Linked DNA regions of Homo sapiens: region 2 is linked to region 1. A link is a loop called in an ENCODE intact Hi-C map of the cell type or tissue named here. Cell type or tissue: HepG2. All regions are shown on one strand. Links, peaks and the distances in the headings refer to the core of each region. The heading gives the core; the rest is flanking DNA.

Evidence for each region. A loop is a pair of places that touch in the nucleus more often than their neighbours do. Peaks named below come from ENCODE experiments on the same cell type or tissue, not always from the same donor. Only the 100,000 strongest peaks of a DNase experiment are listed, where the experiment ranks them.
Region 2: a loop joins it to region 1, with 6 times the contacts of the local background. A loop is called at or near these places in 3 of 110 quality-filtered maps.

Annotation. Positions count from the first base shown.
Region 1 is chr9:91,671,497-91,682,419 of GRCh38, forward strand. No RefSeq gene overlaps it. Among named protein-coding and RNA genes, the nearest start is that of MIR3910-2, 41 kb to the left of the region's middle. In HepG2, for the core only: a CTCF peak has its summit at 4,758 (motif pointing left); no DNase peak of the experiment used is centred there.
Region 2 is chr9:90,978,674-90,989,596 of GRCh38, forward strand. No RefSeq gene overlaps it. Among named protein-coding and RNA genes, the nearest start is that of LINC02957, 13 kb to the right of the region's middle. In HepG2, for the core only: a CTCF peak has its summit at 6,734; a DNase peak (open chromatin) is centred at 6,738.

The DNA.
Region 1 (10,923 bases), core at 2,405-7,404:
CAGCTCCTGGATTCATACATTTTTTGAAGGCTTTTTCATGTCTCTAATCTCCTTCAGTTCTGCTCTGATCTTAGTTATTTCTTGTCTTCTGCTAGCTTTTGAATGTGTTTTCTCTTGCTTCTCTAGTTCTTTTAATTGTGATGTTAGGGCATCGATTTGAGATCTTTCTAGCTCTCTGACATGGGGATTCTGTGCTATAAATTTCCCTCTTAACACTGCTTTAGCTGTGTCCCAGAGATTCTGATACATTTTCTCTTTGTTCTCATTGGTTTCAAAGAACTTCTTGATTTCTGCCTTAATTTCTTTATTTACCAGGAGTCATTCAGGAGCAGGTTGTTCAATTTCCAGGTAGTTGTGTGGTTATGAGTGAGTTTCTTAATCCTGAGTTCCAATTTGATTGCACTGTGATCTGAGAGACTGTTTGTTATGATTTCAGTTATTTTACATTTGCTGAGGAGTGTTTTACTTCCAATTATGTGGTCAATTTTAGAGTAAGTGACATGTGGCACTGAGAAGAATGTATATTCTGTTGATTTGGGGTGGAGAGTTCTGTAGACGTCTATTAGGTCCAACTTGATCCAGAGCTGAGTTCAAGTTCTGAATATCCTTATTAATTTTCTGTCTCGTTGGTCTGTCTGATATTGACAGTGGGTGTTAAAGTTTCCCACTATTATTGTGTGGGAGTCTAAGTCTCTTTGTAGGTCTCTGAGAACTTGTTTTATGAATCTGGGTGCTCCTGTAGTGGGTGCATATATATTTAGCATAGTTAGCTCTTCTTGTTGAATTGATCCCTTTACCATTATGCAATACCCTTCTTTGTCTTTTTTGATCTTTGTTGGTTTAAAGTCTGTTTTGTCAGAGACTAAAATTGCAACCCCTGCCTTTTTTTTTCTTTCTTTTTATTTTTTTGCTTTCCATTTGCTTGGTAAATTTTCCTCCATCTCTTTATTTTGAGCCTATGTGTGTCTTTGCATGTGAGATGTGTCTCCTGAATACAGCACACCAGTGGGTCTTGACTGTATCCAATTTGCCAGTCTGTGTCTTTTAATTGGGGCTTTTAGCCTATTTACATTTAAGGTTAGTATTGTTACGTGTGAGTTTGATCCTGTCGTCATGATGCTAGCTGGTTATTTTGCCCACTAGTTGGTGCAGTTTCTTCATAGTGTCATTGGTCTTTATATTTTGGTGTTTTTGCAGTGGCTGGTACTGGTTTTACCTTTCCATATTTAGTGCTTCCTTCAGGAGCTCTTGCAAGGCAGGCCTGGGGTGATGAAATCCCTCAGCATTTGCTTTTCTGAAAATGATTTTATTTCTCCTTCGCTTATGAAGCTTAGTTTGGTTGGATATGAAGTTCTAGGTTGAAAATTTTTTTCTTTCAGAATGTTGAATATTGGCCCCCACTCTCTTCTGGCTTGTAGGGTTTCTATTGAGCGATCCACTGTTAATCTGATGGGCTTCCCTTTGTAGGTGGCCTGCCTTTCTTTCTGGCTGCCCTTAAGATTTTTTCCTTGATTTTGACTTTGGAGAATCTGACAATTATGTGTCTTGGGGTTGATCTTCTCGTGGAGTATCTTAATGATGTTCTCTGTATTTCCTGAATTTCAATGTTGGCCTATCTTGCTAGGTTGGGAGGTTCTCCTGGGTAATATCCTGAAGTGTGTTTTCCAACTTGGTTCCATTCTCCCTGTTTCTTTTTCAGGTATTCCGATTAATAATAGCTTCAGTCTTTTTACATTGTCCCATAATTCTCGGAGGTTTCATTCATTCCTTTTCATTCCTTTTTCTCTAATCTTGTCTGCCTGCCTTATTTCAGCAAGATGGTCTTCAAACTCTGATATTCTTTCTTCCACTTGGTTGATTCAGCTATTGATACTTGTGTGTGCTTCATGAAGTTCTCGTGCTGTGATTTTCAGCTCATTTAGGTTCCTCGCTAAGCTGGTTATATGGAATGTGTTTTGATGGCATGACTGAAAACTCTTTACCAAGCCCTAGGACCCAAATATTTTCTTCCTTTTTTTTTTTCTAAAAGCTTTATGGTTTATTTTTAAATCTATGATCCATTTTGAGTAAACCTCTGCATTAGGTGTGAGGTTTATGTCTATTCTACTTCTATTCTATTCTATTCTATTCTATTCTATTCTATTCTATTCTATTCCATTCCATTCTTGTCTGTGGATATCCAATGGCTCCAGCAGTATCTGTTGAAAAGCCTATCCTTTCTCCATCAAATTATTTTTGCAACTCTGTCAAAAATCAATTGGCCGTACTTGTGAAACTACCTGCGAGTCCACTATTCTGTTCCGGTGACCTATATGTCTATCCCTCTGCCAGCACCACAGTACCAATTATTGTAACCACATAGTAAGTCTTGAAATTGGGTAAAGTGATTGCTTCCACTTTTTTCTTTTATTCCCGAATTATTTTAGTTATTCTAGTTCCTTTGTTTTTCATATAGATTTTTAGAATGGTCTTGTCTATATCTATTTAAAAAATCTTCCTAGGATTTGATAGGAATGGTGCTAACCCTGTCTGCTAATTTGGAAAGAATAGACATTCTCACTATGTTGAGTCTTCCAATCCATGAACCCAAATTCGGTCTCCATTAATTTAGATTTTCAACCAGTACTTTGTAGTTTTTAGCATACATGTCCCATACATGTTTTCTTCAATTTATGCCCAAGTATTTCATTATTCTCTGAGTGATTGTAACTGGCATTGTATTTTAAATTTTGTTTTACACATGTTCCTTGCTAACATATAGAAATAAAACTGACTTTTTTTTACAGTTGCCCTTATATCCTGCTTATAAATGAGTTGTTAAACTCATTTATTAGTTCCAAGAGTTTGGGTTTTTTGGTTTTGTATTTTCCTTGGGACTTTCTACATAGATCATCATGTCATCTGCAAGTAGAAGCAGTTTTATATCTTTCTTTAGTGTCTACGTGACTTGTGTTTCCTTTTCTTGCTTCTTACAGTGCCTAGAACTTCCAGCACTTTGCTGAATAGAGCAATGACAGTGTGGATATTCTTGCCTTGTTCCCAGTCATAGTAGAAAACCATTCCAATTTTCTCCATTATGTATGATTTTAGCTGTACAGTTTTTTGTACATATTCTCTATCAAGTTGAAGTTCCCCTCTACTCTTAGTTTTCTGAGAATTTTGTATCATAAACAAGTGTTAAACTATTCAAATGCTTTTCTTCATGAATTGATATGATCGTGTGATTTTTCTTCTTTAGCCTATAAATATAGTGGATTACATTGATTGATTTTTAAAATATTGAACCAGCCTTGCATACCTTGAATATGGTATATAATTATTCTTATACAGCAGTGAATTGTATTTGCTAATTTTTTGTTAAGAATTTTTGCATCTTCATGAGGATATTGGTCTATGTTTGTTTGTTTGTTTGTTTACTGTCTTTGTCTGATTTTGGTATTAGGGTAATACTGGCTTCATAAAATGAGTTGAACGTATTTCCTTCCTTTTTATTTTCTTGAAGATTTTTGTAGAATTGGTGATAATTCTTTTTTAAACAGTTGGTAAAATTCTCCAGTGAAATCATCTGGGCCTAGAGATTACTTTTGGAGGAGTTTTAAATTACAAATTCAACTGTCTTAATTTCAAACGGATATTTAAATTATCTATTTCATGTTAGGTTAATTGTGGCAGTGTACTTTTTGAGAAATTGGTTCATTTCACCTAAGTTGTCAAATTTATGTATGTACAGTTGTTCATAGTATTCATTTATTGTCCTTCTGATGTTTACAGGATCTATCATCATATCTTCTGTTTCATTTCTGATATCAACTTTTGAGTCTTCTCTCTTTTTTATTAGTCTTACTAGAGATTTGTCAATTCTATTGATCTTTCCTGAGAACCAGACTTTTTGTTTCATTGGTTTTCTCTACTGTTTTTCTGCTCATGATTTCACTGATTCCTGCTCTTATCTTTTATTATTTTTTTCCTTCTGCTTGCTATAGATTTATTTTGCTCTTCTTTCTCTAGTTTCTTGTAGTGAGAGCTTAAATTACTCATTTGAGAATTTTACTTTTTTCTTTTTTTTTTTTTTTTTCCGAGACAGAGTCTCGCTCTGTCACCCAGGCTGGAGTGCAGTGGCATGATCTCGGCTCACTGCAACCCCCACCTCCTGGATTCTAGTAATTCTCCTGCCTCAGCCTCCCAAGTAGCTGGGATTACAGGCTCATGCCAACATGCCTGGCTAATTTTTGTATTTTTAGTAGAGACGGGGTTTCACCGTATTGGCCAGACTTGTCTCAACCTCCTGACATTGTGATCCCCCTGCCTCAGCCTCCCAAAGTGCTGGGATTACAGGCGTGAGCCACCGCGCCTGGCTGAGAATTTTACTTTTTTCTTATGTAAACATTTATTGCTATAAATTTCTCTCTCAGCATTATTTTAGCTGTGTCCCACACATTTTGATAAGATGTGTTTTCCTTTTCATTTAGGTCAGTATTTTTTTATTTCTCTTGAGACTCTCTCTTTGACCTATGGATTATTTGGGAGCATATTCTTTAGGCTTCAGGTGTTTCTGAACTTGGAATTTAGCCATTCTTTCAGGCAGCTGGGGGTGGGGCCTTTCTCCTACTGATGGATAGAGAAGGTCTTGACTTTCTACTAAGCCTCTTGGGACACCACCTTTGAAAGAAGGAGGAACCTTGTTATATGTGAGTCAGGTTGGAAGCACAGGCTCCCCATGTGATATCCACTGATGCCACCAGACACAAGGTGGCTTGCTGCCACCCAGCGGGGAGCTGGGGCTCCCTGTTGGCCTGTCAGGAGTGAAAATCAAGGGTCCCCACTCAGCCACATGTAAGTGCTGGAGTCCTGCCATAGTTTTTTCTGTGTCATTTGGTTTGAATGCAGTAGTTATTGTCTGAAAGTTTTCTGTCTTGCTAGGCTGCCCCTTTGCTGATCCTCTGTCTAGGGGAAGCAGATCTTTTTTTGGAACTTTTTTTGTCCAGGGCACATTGGTGTTTACAGACTGCTGGCTTCTCCAGTATCCAGTCTAAGACATAAGAGGCAAAAGAAAGCCCAGAGAACTCATCACCAAGTCTTCCTTGGGTCCCAAAGCCCCTAAACAGTCTGCTTTCTTCTGTCTGCCAATCGAAGTATTCTGATGTTTATCTTATATACAATCTCCAGGGTTTTTAGTTATACCTATTGGTGGGACTAAGTAAATGTGCATCTACTTCATTTCCCCAGAAGTAGAAGTCTCTAGAGTATGTTTTGCTTCTGGTAAGGAAAAGAAATCTCCATTTTTCTTTATTTTTCTAAACCATTATATATTAGCTATTTTTTTTGTTCTTCCAGAAAATGTCTAGAATAAAATTGCTGATCTCTCTCAAAATTCCCATTGGGGTTACAGTAAATGTAAAGTGACTCTATGACCCAGTAATTTAGAATATTCAATAACTAAATTGCAAATAATCTCTGGTCTCATATCAGAGAGATTGAAAATCTCAGGGAAACATCAGCCCTGGATACTTAATGAAGATTTCAAGACATAGGCCTTCCACTTCGTACATAACAAGTTCATTATAAAGTTCTGCTTCAAAATGTCATTCTTTGTCAGCGATTTTTTTTTTCCTGTCACACCACGCTACTCTAGCTATAACACTAAATTCTGTCATTCCCACTTTTGCACTATAGGATAGGGCTATGAACTCCTGAAAATATGGACTATGCTAACTTGGGCATATGGTCTAGTTTTTGTCCCCTAACTTTTTGAATGGGAGGACTTTAGGCTGATCATTGTAGGGGATGGCCTTGCTGATAAGGAATCTATAAACTCTGACTTCAGCTGACTCTCTTTCTGAAGAAAGCAGACCAAGGTTTTTAAAAATAGAGCAAACTGGAGCTTCCTGATTGTAGTACATGTCTGTGTTTGTTTTCTACTGGTTACATAAATATGGCAAATCACTCGACAGAGATTTATACTGCATTTCCTGGGATCCCAGGAGGAATGTTTTCTTTTCACTTGCCTTTTCTGCAAGAACGTGACAGCAGGAAGAAGGAGGTGGTGGTATTAAAACAAGTAGTTACGACTGCAAGTTGCAGAAGAAACATTTTTGGACAGATGTCAGAATGAAGAATTTCAGTCTGGAGAGTAATTTTTATGTAAGAGAATATGATGTAAGTTACAGTGAAATTGGGAAAAAGAAGTATTTAAGGAAAACTGTGACTTTTAAAGTCAATAAAAGGCACTAAAGGTTTTTTAAGAAACATCTTCTTGCACAAATATTGCAGTGGTGCTGACTGAGTCCCTCCCTTTCCTCTCTGGGCCCCACATTCTATTCAGGTGCGTGGAGAATCCTGGGAACCTGCACACAGGTGCTGGGCAACACCTGGCCCGAGAAACGTTTCATTTCACATTGATATGTAACATGGCCTGGCTTTACCATGTCAAATTCCATTTAGTTTTGTTTAAAGATAAAATGTAAACATGCCCAGAAGAGTTCTCTTTTTTCCCTTATTGGAAACAGATGAAAGGACTTGATGGCGTGGGGGGAGGCAAGGGAGGCATCTTTTGTGATTCAATTATATAGATGCAGTGACAATAGGCTTTTCTCTAGAGGAGTACATTGTGTGCACAGGCATTTACTTAGTAGTAAATGAATTTAATTAAATTGGACTGCTTGAGCTCCCAGAGTTTCAAGAGAAAATTTGTTGGCTCCTTTGCTTCAAAATTCTTCTGCAGCAACATTTTGGAAAAAGCATTTTACTTAAGTAGAGTGTTATGGGATAAACTGCATCTCCCCACAACACCCCAAAATTCATATGTTGAAGTCCTAATCTCCAATACCCCAGACTGTGACTGTATGAGGAGGGAGGGTCCGCAGAGAGGTAATTAAGCTTCAATGAGGCCATTTGGGTGGGCCCTAATCCCATATGACTGATGTCCTTATAAGAAGAAATTAGGACACAAATTGGTAAAGAGGGACTGCAATATGAAGACACGGAGAAGACAGCCATCTAGAACCCAAGGAGAGAGACCCCAGAAGAAACCAACCCTGCCAATAGCTTGATCTCAGACTTCCAGCCCCCAGGACTGTGAGAAACTAGATTTCTGCTGTTTAAGGTACTCGGCCTGTGGGCCTCTGTTACTGTGGCCCTGACATGATACTGCATGTGGTTATACCACCTAGTGATGCAGCGGCTGCAACTGTTTTAATGGATTTAAGTTACAAACAAAGACAAGACAAAGCAAAAATATAAAGCAAGTCATTTGGGTAACCTAAGATAAGACAGACCTGAGACATGACAGTGGCATTTTCCTGGATGTTTTCACAGAGAATATATTCTCCATACCCCACCTGATTCATCCTGACACAGGTGTGGCCGTGTCATTCTTGTGCTTCAACCCCTTTGATGACTCTTCCCTTGGCTGAGGGTAAATTATGTCCACCTCCTGGCTCTGGTTCTCATCAAGGCCTTCTCAGTCTCCCTGCCTCTTTCCCCAGGCTACCCTTTCTGGGTACTGCATTCCAGACATACTCATTTTCTTTCAGGTCTTCCAATGCCTTTCCTGCTTGCACCGAGGAGGAACCTTTGCCTGGGACAGCCCCAGTCCTGCAGCAGGCACTTCCCACTTTCTGTCTAGATAACTTCTGCTCCTTTTCAGGAAACGTGGTTCTAACTCCAGACTACTGGTCTACCTCCTGTGCTTCCCTAGACCCCAAAAAGTTTCTTGGTCCAGGTGTTGCCCAGCACCTGTGTGCAGATTCCCAGGATTCTCCACGCACCTGAATAGAATGTAGGGCTGAGAGAAGAAAGGGAGGGACTCCGTCAACACCACTGCAATATTTGTGCAATAAGGATGTTGTTCCTCAAAAAACCTCTGTCTAGGGAAGGCACTCTGTGTCACTAAATTTCCCCCTCTCTGTGCTCGTTTGATTGACTGTCCTCCTGTGAGGCTGGAAGCTCCAGAAGATACCGTCCCTGCATTTGATTGCTGTATCCTCAGCATCTCGCACAGTTGCCTGACTCATTATTAATTTCACACCTACAAAATATTTGACAAACAGCAAAACAATAGCCTATAAGTCTCTGTTTGCTTCCAGAAAAGCAAAGGAATAAAAGGTTTTAAACACTCTACTCTCTTTTTACTGTCCCACTCTTGAATTTTAATAAGTAAGTAATTTCTTCTCATACCCTAATAAGCATGCAGGAAGGATCTCTTGAGGCATAGGAGTAGAATGAAATGAGGTCGATTGATCCTTCGGGCTACCTTATGAAACTCATCTCCAATTTTAATCCACCCACACAGACTGAGCACTTTCTTTTCTTTTCTTCTTTTTTTTTTTTTTTTTTTTTTTTTTTTGTAGACGGAGTCTCGCTCTGTCGCCAGGCTAGAGTGCAGTGGCACAATCTTGACTCACTGCAACCTCCACCTCCCAGGTTCAAGCAATTCTCCTGCTTCAGCCTCCCAAGTAGCTCGGACTACAGGCACACACCACCACACCCAGCTAATTTTTTTGTATTTTTAGTAAGACAGGGTTTCATCATGTTAGCCAGGATGGTCTCGATCTCTTGACCTTGTGATCTGCCCGCCTCAGCCTCCCAAAGTGCTGGGATTACAGGCATGTGCCACCGTGCCCGGCCAGACTGAGCACTTTCTAAGTCTGAACTGAATCCTGGTAACACAGTCCTTACCTTCAGCATGCTGGATAAATGCGTGCTGGTTTCTGCGTCGTCGTGTGTTAACATCTGGATAGGCTCTGGGAGAAGGGAATGGTAAGCCACCGGTTCTAGAGAAGTGGTTGGAAGTCTGTTAGAGGCAGAATCTTCCAGATTCAAAGCTTCCTGGGTGAGTCATTCAGCAAAAAATGTTTTAAAGTTACCTCAACCATATCAGTTAGACTATTTAAGTGAGTCGATTATAAATAATCTGTGGTCTCATATAAAAGTGATTAAAAATCTTATCAGCCCCAGATACTAAAGGACGATTTCATGCTCCCAGGCCTTTAATTTCATACCTAACATGCCAATCGTAGAGTTCTGCCTCAATATGTATTTTTTCATCATGCAAATGAAAGTTTGTGATTTTACTACAACAAAAATTAGTGTAATTCTTTTCATAGTGTTTGTCTCATTCAATATATTGTATTATGACCCCCGTTAGCTTCCAGTAAGCATATGGATTTAATGAAAAGGGGACTCCAGCTCTTGGTAAATTTCTAAATTTACTAGAACTGACTAGTTTTGGTTATTTGATGCCAAAAGAGGGCGTGTCAGACATTAGCCTTCCTGGCAGCCAAACGGCAGTGAACTGGAAGCACTGGGAAAGGCAGGCCGGCGCCCTCAGCCTTGCAGGAAATGTCTGTCTTTGGTGCCCCACCAGCCCCCTTGCCATGGAGCCCTACAGAAACCAGACTTAAAATCTGTTCACGCTGGCCTCGACGTAAAATACAACACCTCACATTTCACACCTTGTTGGCCTATCATGTTTAGTTGGATCCCGTTTCGACTAATATTTTTCCACAGTTGGCTCTTTAAGATGGCATAGAAATTATTTACAACATCAAAGACCTCTGTGACACCATTTCCCCCACCTTCCCCCCGACACCCACTCAACATATCACGTGGCCCCCTCCAAGGCACCAGCACTCACTGGGAGGCTGCGGATGGGCCGCCCCCACTGCTTGCCGCCCCACCCCACCCCAGCAGGAGGGGACCTGGCCGGGGCTGGGGACTGGGGACGTCTGTGCCACGGCCACAGCACGCAGTTCCTTGGGTCACACCCTGCAAAACGAGATGCCAGCATGTCGCCATGGCTTTGCTGGTCCTTCTTGTTGACGATAAAAAGGAACAAGCACTAACTGCTGAAGAAACGCAGGGGATCTCTGCTCTCTTCGCTCCTTTAGTGCCCGAGGTGGAGATGGGCTAGCCTCGGACTCTGGCGGGAGCAGCCTCACGCCATTCCCTTTCTTTAGAATAGTTTTATTCCAGTTCAATTCTTTAGAATAGTTTTTCTAGGCCATTTCCTCTTTTCGAAGGGTCTAATAACCGTGCCTCCTTCATAAGGATATTGTGAGATTACCGAGATGACATGAGTCCTTTAGAGGCTCAGAGGAGGCTTCCGCACACGCGCTCCTTCCCCGGCGCCCGGCTCTCCAGGCACGAGCAGGATCCCTAGAAGCCCCCCAGCTTTTCCCACTTCCCTCCCGGGGGCTGGCACAGAGGCCCCGAATCGCGGTTAGAAATTAAGCATGCGCAAGCACTTCTCTTCACACGAAATAATTCACAGATGAAGAAGCGCCCATAATGGGGCCACCCATCTGTATTAATTGTGAGAAAATACGCTCTCCCACCAGCCAAGGGCGCCGGGAGTCAACACAGGCGCTGCCAAGGCGCAGAGGAGCGGGCGCTGCCAGGACTCGAGCGCCATCTACAGCCCGCGGAGGCGCCGCACGGACCCCACAGGCAGGAAACAGCCTCGGGCAGCCGGGCTGCCAAACTGCACTCCCTCGAGAGAGATCAGTGTAGACGGAGAATTTCAGTCCTTTTGCTAAATTTATATATAATTTTATTTACCAAAATAAAATTTTATTTATAAATGTATAGTACAAATATATGTATTTATACAGAAATATATGCTGTATATATTGCGTGCATGTATATGTGTGTATATATATATTTATGTGTGTGTGTGTTCTTAAATATACTTAAATAGACAAGTGTTTTAAATAGAATCGGTCCGATCTCCAGTGCTGCCACTGAATCTCCGTTTGATCTCTGATGATCGCTAAACTCTGGGAACCCGAGGTCTCCACTTGTCCGCGGAGACTGGTCCCACTTATCCAGCACGGCTGTTGTAGTGATTGAGAGAGATAATGTACATAAAACGCTTACCCCAGAGTCTGAGACAGAGAATTATAACACTATTAAGAATGTGATGAC
Region 2 (10,923 bases), core at 3,686-8,685, 690 kb before region 1:
TACAAGTGTGAGGCCAAGCAGACCTACCTCACCGTAGGAGGAGCTGTGGGTCCAGCAGAGAGCTCCTTTCCCTGCTGTCCCCCTTAGATCTGGAACTTTCTCTAGATATTCATGCATACTGGACAAATAGGGCAAGATCTCCTGCTACCAAGATGTACATGGTCCAGCACATAGTCCAGATTTATGTGGCCTGTCGATGCACACACTAACCCTTGCTACTGTTAGCAGCAGCAAGAGCACTGACTCTTCCTTAAGCATGATATTCTGGAAAAATCTACGTGATGCCTGCTCCGATCTGGCCATGTGACAGTCTGGCAGTGTCCCCTGCATCTGTCCCGTATCCCCGGCTTTATTCTTGTCAGTGGGACATCTCGATCAGCCTGCAAGATAGCACTCCCATCACCCTACAAGGAAACCTCACCCTTATTTACATCACCCTCATTGCCCTACTTCTCTGCACCCATTCATGGCAGGGCAGGGAGGAACACCCAAAAGTGAGTCCTAATGTCCTCACCATCCATTTCCTGTTTTCTCTCGACCAGACTTCCACCACGTTCTCACCTCCATCACCCACTAAGATTGCTGTGGTAGGTAATGTTGATGGCACAGTGTCAAATCCAGTGCTGGGCATGGTGAGTCACTGTCCTTCCCTGAGTGCTCCTTCCCAGGCCCCTGCCTGGAGGCTCCCTCGCCTCCATACATGTGTGGCCTCCTCGGAGACCATCTCCCGGCTGTCTGTGTGCCGCAGCCCCACCCTCTCTGTCCTCCTTTGTGCTGGCTTGTTTCCTGTCCCTACCCCTAGCCCCACCTGATGTTGACACTGCGTCAGCTCCATGAGGTCAGGCTCCTGGCTTCATTCATTCCTGCACCCTGGGGCCCATCAGTAAGGAACATCAGGAATGAGAAAGGAGTTCTGACTGCAGATTGGTCTTGTTCACCTCTTGTTGGCTCAATCACGTGTGTTTCATTCTGTGTTTCTTTAAAGCTTTTGTTTTGAGATTGTTTTACACTCACAGAAGAGCTGCTGAATACACAGAATTCCTGTGTCCCCTTTGGCCGCCCTGCCCTTGTGTTAGCATTTTACACTTGCCATCCTACTTCAACCTCACAATAACCAGAGGGGGAAAAGCCGTTGATACTCCCACTTCACAGACAAGAAAATGAAACACCCCAACGCTTAGCAGCAGGTCTCAGTTCACACAATTGGTAAATAAAAGAGCTTAAGATAGGCACCCGGGCCATCAAGGACAGGAGCCTGTGCTATCAACCACAGTTCTACACTTTGTGTCAATTAGATAAGAAAAAGAATGAGAAACCAATAGTGGAAAAGAATAGAAAAATACAGTCATCTTCTGAAGACCAAATGATTGCATACCTTGAAAATAAAGGATAATCCCTGACAACTCATTACATCTAGTAAGAGAGTTCAATATTTTCACCAGATGAAAGATCCCCAAATAAAAATCAAGCTCTTCTCTGCACAGCAATAATCACGCAGAAAATGTAAGGAAAAAATTCTATTCACAGTAGAAACAAAACCATAAGATACCAAAAAGAAATGTGCAAAACCTACTAGAAAAAAAATTTTTAAGGCAGAAAAAGGATTCCTGATTATATGGAGACACACAAACATCTATCCTAGTGAAGAATCCATATTGTAAAGATGCCAATTCTCCTCCAACTGAATCTGTAAATTATGATCAAAATCTCAACATGATTTTCTGCAATATTTTATGAAAAATTTAAACACAAAAAAGTTGAATTTCAGTGAGTACACATATACTGCCACCTAGACTCTGCTATTACCATTTAACCATATTTACTTTATCACAAACTCTCTGTTTATCCATCTCTCTATCCACCCATCAATTCATCATTTTAGTCCATATTAAAGTTGCAGGCATCAGTACACTTTACCCCTAAATGCTTCATATACATCCCATTAACTAGAGTCAATATTTGTTTACAGTTTTTAAGGGAAAATTTACATGCAGTCAAATGCACAAGTCCTAAGTGAACATTTCCTAAGACCTGAGATGGATATTCCTGGGTGACACAAATTGGTGTCACGTAGGAAACATTAACGTCACCAGAAAGCGCTGTCATGTGCCTGCCAGTCAATCCCCAAGCCGGCTTTGAGGCTACCGCTTTTCTGATGTTTTCCCACCATGGTTATCTTCGCCTCCTCTAGAAGTTCATACAAATGGGATCTTACAGTCTGTGCTCTTTTGTGTCAGATTTCTTTCCCCTAGCATAATTATTTTAAGATTCAGCCAAGCAGTTGCATGTATCCATACTTCAATCCTTTTTAATTCCTGTGTAAGACTCCACTGTATAAATCAACCAGTCTCATTATCCATTCAACTGCTGATGAATACCTGAGATATTTGTCATCCAGGTTTTAAATGGAATTTGGCAAGCTAATTCTAAAGTACATATGGGAAGAAAAAAGTACAATGGCCAAGTAGAAATTTCTCTGAAGGGGATCTTCACAGACATGAAGCATATGAAAGCTATGAAAGCATATTATACAGCCATGATAATTAAAAGAGGGGATTTTGACATAGAAAAGGAAAATAAGGCCGGGTGCGGTGGCTCACGCCTGTAATCCCAGCACTTTGGGAGGCCGAGGCGGGCGGATTACGAGGTCAGGAGATCAAGACTATCCTGGCTAACACAGTGAAACCCCGTCTCTACTAAAAATACAAAAAATTAGCCAGGCGCGGTGGCGGGCGCCTGTAGTCCCAGCTACTCAGGAGGCAGAGCTTGCAGTGAGCCGAGATCGCACCACTGCACTCCAGCCTGGGCAACAGGGTGAGACTCTTGTCTCAAAAAAAAAAAAAGAAAAAAAGAAAGAAAGAAAGAAAGAAAACAAGAAAAGGAAAATAAATCAACTGAATAGAGTTTAAAAGCCCAGAAACAGAAAATGTGCTTAAATAACAGTGGGCATTTTAACAGCCCTCACTATGAATTACATTAAAACTTGAAAAAAAAAAAAGAAAAGAAGAAGAAGAAAATATATAGAACATAGGAAAGGCTTTCCTAAGGAAAGTGTAAAACCCAGAAGCCATAAATGGAAAAACTGACTAATTTAACCACATAAAGTTTGAAACCATCTGCACAATGAAAAACAGAAAAATTAAAAAGATAAATGTTGGTTTCAAAAGAAAGCGTTTATACCCATAGATATTTTCTGAACTCTGACTAATCAGTAAATGTAAGATAACTCCTAGAAAACTGCAAAGGAAATGAACAAGTGTCACCAAAAGGGAGAAATACCAGTGGCCAGTGTGTGTCTTTCAACGTTCAATCTTGCTCATCCTCAATGAATTGCAAATCAAAGACCATCAACTGACAAAGAAAAAAAAATTTTTTTTTTTTTTGAGACAGAGTCTCACTCTGTTGCCCAGGCTGGAGTGCAATGGCATAATCTTGGCTCACCTCAACCTCCGCCTCCTGGGTTCAAGTAATTCTCCTGCCTCAGCCTCCCGAGTAGCTGGGCTTACAGGTGTGCACCACCACATCTGGCTAATTTTTGTATTTTTAGTAGAATTGGGGTTTCACCACGTTGGCCAGGCTGATCTTGAACCCCTGACCTCATGTGATCCACCTGCCTTGGCCTACCAAAGTGTTGGGATTGCAGGCGTGAGCCAACCACACCCGGCCAACAAAGAAAGTTTTTAAAGTTGAAAATAAACACTGTCGGCAAGAGTTTGAAGCACTGTCATATATTTTGTCTGCAGGAGTATAGAAAAGTAAAGCCTGCACTGTCAATATGCATATCAGTGACCCACTGATACTTCTAGCTTTGTATATCTACAAAAATACTGAAACACAAACATTGTGGTATTGAAAACTTGAAAATAACTCAAATGTTCATCAAGAAGAAAATGGTTACGTAAAATATGATATACTCATATGATCCAATATTATTCAGCTCTTTAAAATAATAAGGAAGAGGCTACAGACTAACATGGAAAACAATCTCCAAGCTATATTTTTAAAAAGATAAGTATAAAACATTATGTACTATGTGATCTAATACATGTAAAAAATGATCCAAGTATATGCACATGTACAGGTTTATTAAGGCAGAAGAAAATACTTGAAGGCTTCATAGCCAGAACCATTTCCAAAAAGTGAATTTTTATTCTGTTTCCTGGTCTGTGGCTTGGATCTTTACAATGAGACTGTATTGCTTGTCTGTGGCTCCTTTGTTTTTTCATTTTTCAAGAGTAGGGGAAAGTTGAGGAAGGCCCATGATTTATCTTTCTTATGACTCTTTAATTTAATAATTTAAAATTATTCATACCATTTTTAAATACAGTCTTAGTCATCTCCATCGTCGTTGTCATCATCATCCAGGTTTGCAGTCATGGAGCACCCTTCCGTGCATGGGACATGTTACATATGTCATGTCTGATGCCCATCACCATTCTGCAAAGGGGATATTGTTATCTCTTTTTTTTTTTAGATGGAGTCTTACTCTGCTGCCCAGGCTGGAGTGCAGTGGTGTGATCTTGGCTCACTGAAACCTCCACCTCCCAAGTTCAAGAGATTCTTCTGCCTCAGCCTCCTGAGTAGCTGGGATTACAGGTATGCACCACCACACCTGGCTAATTTCTGTATTTTTAGTAGAGATGGGGTTTCACCATGTTGGCCAGGCTGGTCTCGAACTCCTGGCCTCAAATGATCTGCCCACCTTGGCCTCCCAAAGTGATGGGATTACAGGCATGAGCCACCTCATTTGTCCTTTTGATAGACAAATAATCTGGGACTCAGGGATGTTATACAACCGCCAAAAGCAGAGCAGGGATGGAGCCATTGTTGGGCTCCTACTTCTCTCTCCACCCCCTGGTGGCTTTCAGGAGACATATCCTGAGTAGGACCCTTTCAGAGGCCCTGCCCTCCCACGGGACACATTCAGGATGCTCCCACACCCCTGGCTGTCATTGCACCATGTCCACACTGGAGCTGACATCTGCAAGGGCATCCGGCCAGCCAGGCCTTCCCCTGGGTACTCTGAAGTCAAGTTGGCCATAGGATGCCAGCAGGAACACCACCATCTTCATATACTTATATATACATGTATACACACACATATACATACATGTACAAACACACAGATACACTCACCTATATATACATGTTTTTGATAGAAACTCAGCTTCTCTGGGCACCAAAAGCAATCATGCTGAATGGAATTGGACATAGGCAAAATTGTGAAGAATAATAAGGCCTCCTCGTATTTTCCTCTCATTTCCCATTCAGCACATAGTGTTATTTGATGTAGGCTGAGCATCAAATCGCATCATGGGCAGGGAATGCAGGTATGGGAGGACTCCTGGATGGACTGGACCAGGTATTCCTCCAGCCCTCCCACCCCATTCTTCTGTGCAGGGTGCTTACCAATGCACCACCCCTGGCATTTATAAAAGCAAACAGTGTGTTCTGGCTAGAATCCTCCCCTTCTCTGTTTAGCCACATGCTTCTCCCCTCCCTTGCTTTGCCTTCAGGAGTCAGTGCAGGCTGACCGCCTGTGCCCAGATGCAGCACTCAGTCTGTCTAAGGTTCCAAGGCTGACTGCACTTCCTCCCTCCTCCCAGCCTGTTGCCCTTCATGCCTTTCCCTGGGCTACCTCCCACCTCCACCCTCCCAAGAAAAACTACCTCCCTCCTTACACACTGACGACAGGTAGTGGCTTCAAGTTGTCCTCATCTTATAATATATATGTAATATATACTTGAAACTTTCCATAGCCAAACCCAGGAAATTCTGGTACTAATGGGTACCCATGAAATCCAGAAGAAGGGACTATTTGTGGGAAAGTGAGCCTTTTGGTCCCCAGTGCTATCCGTTCTCTCTTTTGATATGTGTAATTGCTGTTTTAATGTCATACAGTTAAAATGAGCATGCACAAAGTAAAATGTCATCAAAATCCTCCCATGAAGTGGCTCCCTGCAGCTCATGGACTTAAAGGTGAAAATACACACTTACTCGTCTCCAAAGCCAGTTGTTAGGAATCTTTCTTAGAGATCCCATTTTCATAGGAATTCCAGAATCTCATTTATTTATAGCTGTCCTGCATCAACAATGAATACATTGAATACAACTGGAAGTGCCAATTCCTTCCTGAGTTTAAAATTTATACTGGTGTCTAGTAAATGGCTCTCAGAGAACTTCCTTGGGTTCCAATCATTAAGGGGTGCCAATGAATCATCCAAGATCAAGAAAGAGAGAAAACACTACTGCTACACCTCCTTTTAGAAACAGCATGGGGGGGCCAGGCACGGTGGCTCACGCCTGTAATCCCAGCACTTTGGGAGGCCGAGGCCAGCGGGTCACCTGAGGTCAGGAGTTCCAGACGAGCCAGGGCAACATGGTGAAACCCCGTTTCTACTAAAAATACAAAACTTAGCCAGGCATGGTGGTGCATGCCTGTAATCCCAGCTACTTGGGAAGCTGAGGGAGGAGAATCACTTCAACCCGGGAGGCAGAGATTGCAGTGAGCTGAGATCATGCGACTGTACTCCAGGCTGGGTGACAGAGCGAGACACCATCTCAAAAAAAAAAAAAAAAGAACATGGGGTTTCATCTGGAAGGATGGTTCTTGTCAGCGGATGTGGGAGCCATGTGAGTGTAGAGAGGAATGGAGAGTGAGGATGTAGAGCTCGTACGTGCTCCACACCTACCAGTGTGAGGCCAAGCAGCCCTGCTCTAGACCTCACAGTAGGAGGAGCTGTGGGTCCAGCAGAGGGTTCCTTTCCCTGCCGTCCCCGGAGATCTGAACCTTTCTCTAGATAGTCATACATACTGGACAAATAGGGCAAGATCTTCTACTACGAAGATGTATGTGGTCCAACACATAGCCCAGATTTACGTGGCCTGTCGATGCACACACTAACCCTTGCTGCTATTAGCTCTCCTCCCTAATAGGTAAGAGCACTGATTTTTCCTTAAGCGTGCTATTCTGGAAAAATCTACATGATGCCTGCTCTGGTCTGGCCATGTGACAGTTCTTCCAGAGGGACTTATATGTTCCTGTGGGTTCTGGGACTGGAAACACCTTATCTTGGGAGATGTCTCACACTTAAGTTGAGCAAATGATTTCCCTTCTCGGCTTTTTCACGGTGGATTCACAGGCACATGGTTTCTGTCTGAATGTGTAGAAAACAATTATCTCATCTCATCCACTCACTGTCCTGACTGTCAGAACCTGCCCTTACAAGTCCCAAATCCAGCTGTGTTTCTTCTTCAGTTACAAAAGGAAGTAGAAGATGATCTATTTTAAACTGCCATGGGGAAAACACAATGGGAATCAACAATTCAATTTTTCTTTAACTTTGTTAAGAGAAACTCATTTTTATCAAGCCGTATTGGGAATATAAAAGTAGAAGCTAGAAGGGAAGCAGTGTTGCCTATAATTTGTGTCTGGTCCTGAACATATGCTTTCTTATTTCTTGCACCCGTTTAACCCAGCACAAATCTTATGTATTTCCTACATCATTCATTGTTTTGTGCTTGAAAAAATATTTTTCTCTACATTCATCTTTCTCTGTGGGCTTCCTATTCCTTGACACTCTTTTTGACATCAGAGTCAACTTCCTCCTCAACCTGTCCAAATATTCTCTGACTTATTATTGAATGACTGCATTGGCACTCACCAGATTAGAGTAATTTCCAAGCTAATAATTACACTGGGCAGAGCCACAGACACACACAATCTCACACACACACTCACACACACACACACACACGTGTCTCCAGGCATCCCCTGCAGCCTTTGGCTTCACACATACCACATCATAATGCTGCTGGGAATGGGGAGGTTCCTCCGCTAGGTCCATCGAAGCACCCAGATTAAAATATGGTGACCATTTTATTATTTTATCAGACCAGAAAGGAGAAGCCACGGCCCTTAAAATATAGGTGCCCTTAAAGGAAAATTGAATGAATAATTTTAAGCTGAATACGAGTGTGGAAATCCAAGTTACATGATAACCGCTGGCCTGATGTTCTCATGGCACAGTCTTGATTAATACTTTTTAGCCTACTGCTATATGTTTACTGAACCCCTCAGGACAACTTTAATTGGTTCTGAAAAAGCCTGAATATGCCACATTATTCTAGAAGATGACAGTAACAGGTTGGGTGACCTGTGAAGCAGATTCGCAATCAAAATGAATGATTGTTTGTATTTTAAGCCTCTGAGTCTGGGTGTTTGTTATGCAGAAGTACTGAGGTCTGGGACATCCCTGTGAGCTCCCCATCTTCCTATTCCAGCAGGGTATTTTCTGTTAGCCCAATCCTGTTTCTTTCTTAGGCCATCAACCTCCACAAGATCACAGAGCACAGTGAGAGATAATCTATGTTATACACCCAGGAGGTCCAAAAATTTGGTTCCAAAACTTCCTACTAATGTAGAAAAGCATAAGGAACCTTGGCTCCATATAACCATCAATTTAATGCACATTTCAAAATAATTTCAAATGGTAATTTCAAAATAATATATACCAATATTTTTAATATATTACTATGATATATTATGTACTAATATGTTAATAATTAATATAAATGATAACAACATTTAATATGGAAACTTCCCCTGAAGCTCATGACAGAAAATCATACTAGTCCTTGTCTCCTGGCAGGAAATAAGGAAATAAATGTAGAGTATCTAGATTGAATCTGAACCAAGTATAATATATCACGCAACTGCTGGCATCTGATGCATATGTTGGCATAACTTGAAGACATGATAGTCTTTCTCAAATGAATAATTATCTCTGGTTTAACAGGGCCTATTTCATCCAGTTAGCAGTCCTTATATGCAAAAGGATGAAGATACTGGACAGGACAAGCCCCCTGTGATGAGGGCTGCAGGAATGTCATAAAATCTTCTCCCTTACATGTGTGTGGACTTGCTGTGGGTGGCATGAATAACCATGGCATGATAGTGATAAGTATATAAAATAAAGGGAAAATTCAATGGTCATTACTTGTTTTCTTCCCTCCTCTACCTGCAGAAACAGCACCACAGTTGCTTGGGAACATTTCCAGCAACTCTCCAGAACTGATGGAAGATCAGATACGAGGTAGTTGGCAGGCAATGACTAACTAGCTGTTGCAGTTAAGAAGAGGTATAAAACCCTTCTGGTTGGTAGGCCCACACTCTCCATAATGACCTGATCCTCTGTGTGTTTATATAATGGGAAACCCAGGAAGAAAATGCTCTGTTCTCATCAACGTGTGTCTGAATTGTTACTCTTCAGTTTATTTCCATTATTTCCTAACTCTCAGAACGGGAGTATATCCCTGCGACTGAAGAAATAACATTTCTCAAGGAACACTACAGTGGCCTGTATTTTCCAAAGATGACACCAACAATATGTTCCCAATCCACAGATTCTCCTGCAATGTGACGGTCAGACCCTTTGACCACTTTGTCCAATAGAACACAGCAGAGAGAATGCTGTTCCACTCGTGGTTGTCCTTAACAGGTCTGGGAACTTTCACTTCCTGCTTTGTGAAAGCCAAGCGCCATGAAAGAGGTATGGCGATCTGAAGACCACCAACCTGTGAGTAGTCCAGGTTCCACTGACAGGCCCTGAAGGATGAGGATGTCACGTGGAGAGGGAAAAGCAAGGAGCAGCATCAAGTGACAGTCCTAGCCAGGCAGAGCAGAGAAGAACCACCCCAGACAAGCCCCTGAAATATTTCAGACACACAAAATCATGAGTTTTAAGCCATTACTGGCTTGTTGAGGTTCCTATGACTCAGCAATAGATAACTAAAACAGGTTCCAGTGTTTATCCCAGTTTTGCCCAATCCCAATCTTCACTGAAGGATGCCATTTGACCATCAATTAGTCGCTGTGTCCTCTAAGGAAGCATGCAGACAGCAAGTTTGTGGTGTTTACTAAAGAAACACTCTATGTTTGACCCATTGCACTGGACACAGATGGCTGCCTTGAGAGTCAGGGCTCCTATGGTACATATGTCTTTATTTTATAAGCAGGATGACCATATTTTCTGAACCACAGACCCAGGAATGTGGTTTGACAATTATAAATGCAATCAGGAGGCAAGAAGACCGAATATTTTAAATCAGCACTACCCCAGAAAATACGGAAATTATACTGGTTGTGCTTACTGTCTGTCGTGTTTTATAAATAAACCTTAGACAATCTACGTACCCTTCATGTTTCTACTCCTTTGTTAGTAATAAACTACTACATCCTTCACAGATTGTGGAGATTAAATGAGATAATTCACACATAATCAGGAGACTATATGGCACATTGTAGAACTGCTCCATAAATATTAGCTAATTACATTTTTATAGTTGCTATCTCTTTATGTCCCTTTCATATACCTTAAGTACAGTAAGTGTTCAATAAATAGTTGTTTATGGAAGTTAAGGTTGTTTGTTGGGATTATGGAGTCTATTAGTTGGCTATTGTTGTGTAACAAATTACCATAAACTTAATGGCTTCAAACAACTTCCATTCATTATCTCACAGTTCTGTAGGTCAGAAGTCCAAGTGGGCTCAACTGGGGTCTCTACTTAGGGTCTTTCAGGGCTGAAATTTTGGCTGGGCTGGGCTCTAACCAAGGTTCTGAGGAAGAGTCTGCTTTTAAGCTTGTTCAGGTTGATGGGAGAATTCCATTTTTTGCTATTGCTTGACTGACTTCTCCATTTCTTTGTTAGCTGTCAGTCAAGGGCCATTCTCAGCTCCTAAGGCCATTTGCATTCTTTGCTCCATGGCCTCCTCTATCTTCAAAGCCAGTAATTGTTCATCAAATACTTCTCATACTTGGAATCTCTCTGACTTCCTCTTCTTCTACCAATCAGATAAAACTCCACTTTAAAAAAATAGATTTAGGAGGTACAAGTGCAGTATTGTTACATGTATGTGGATAT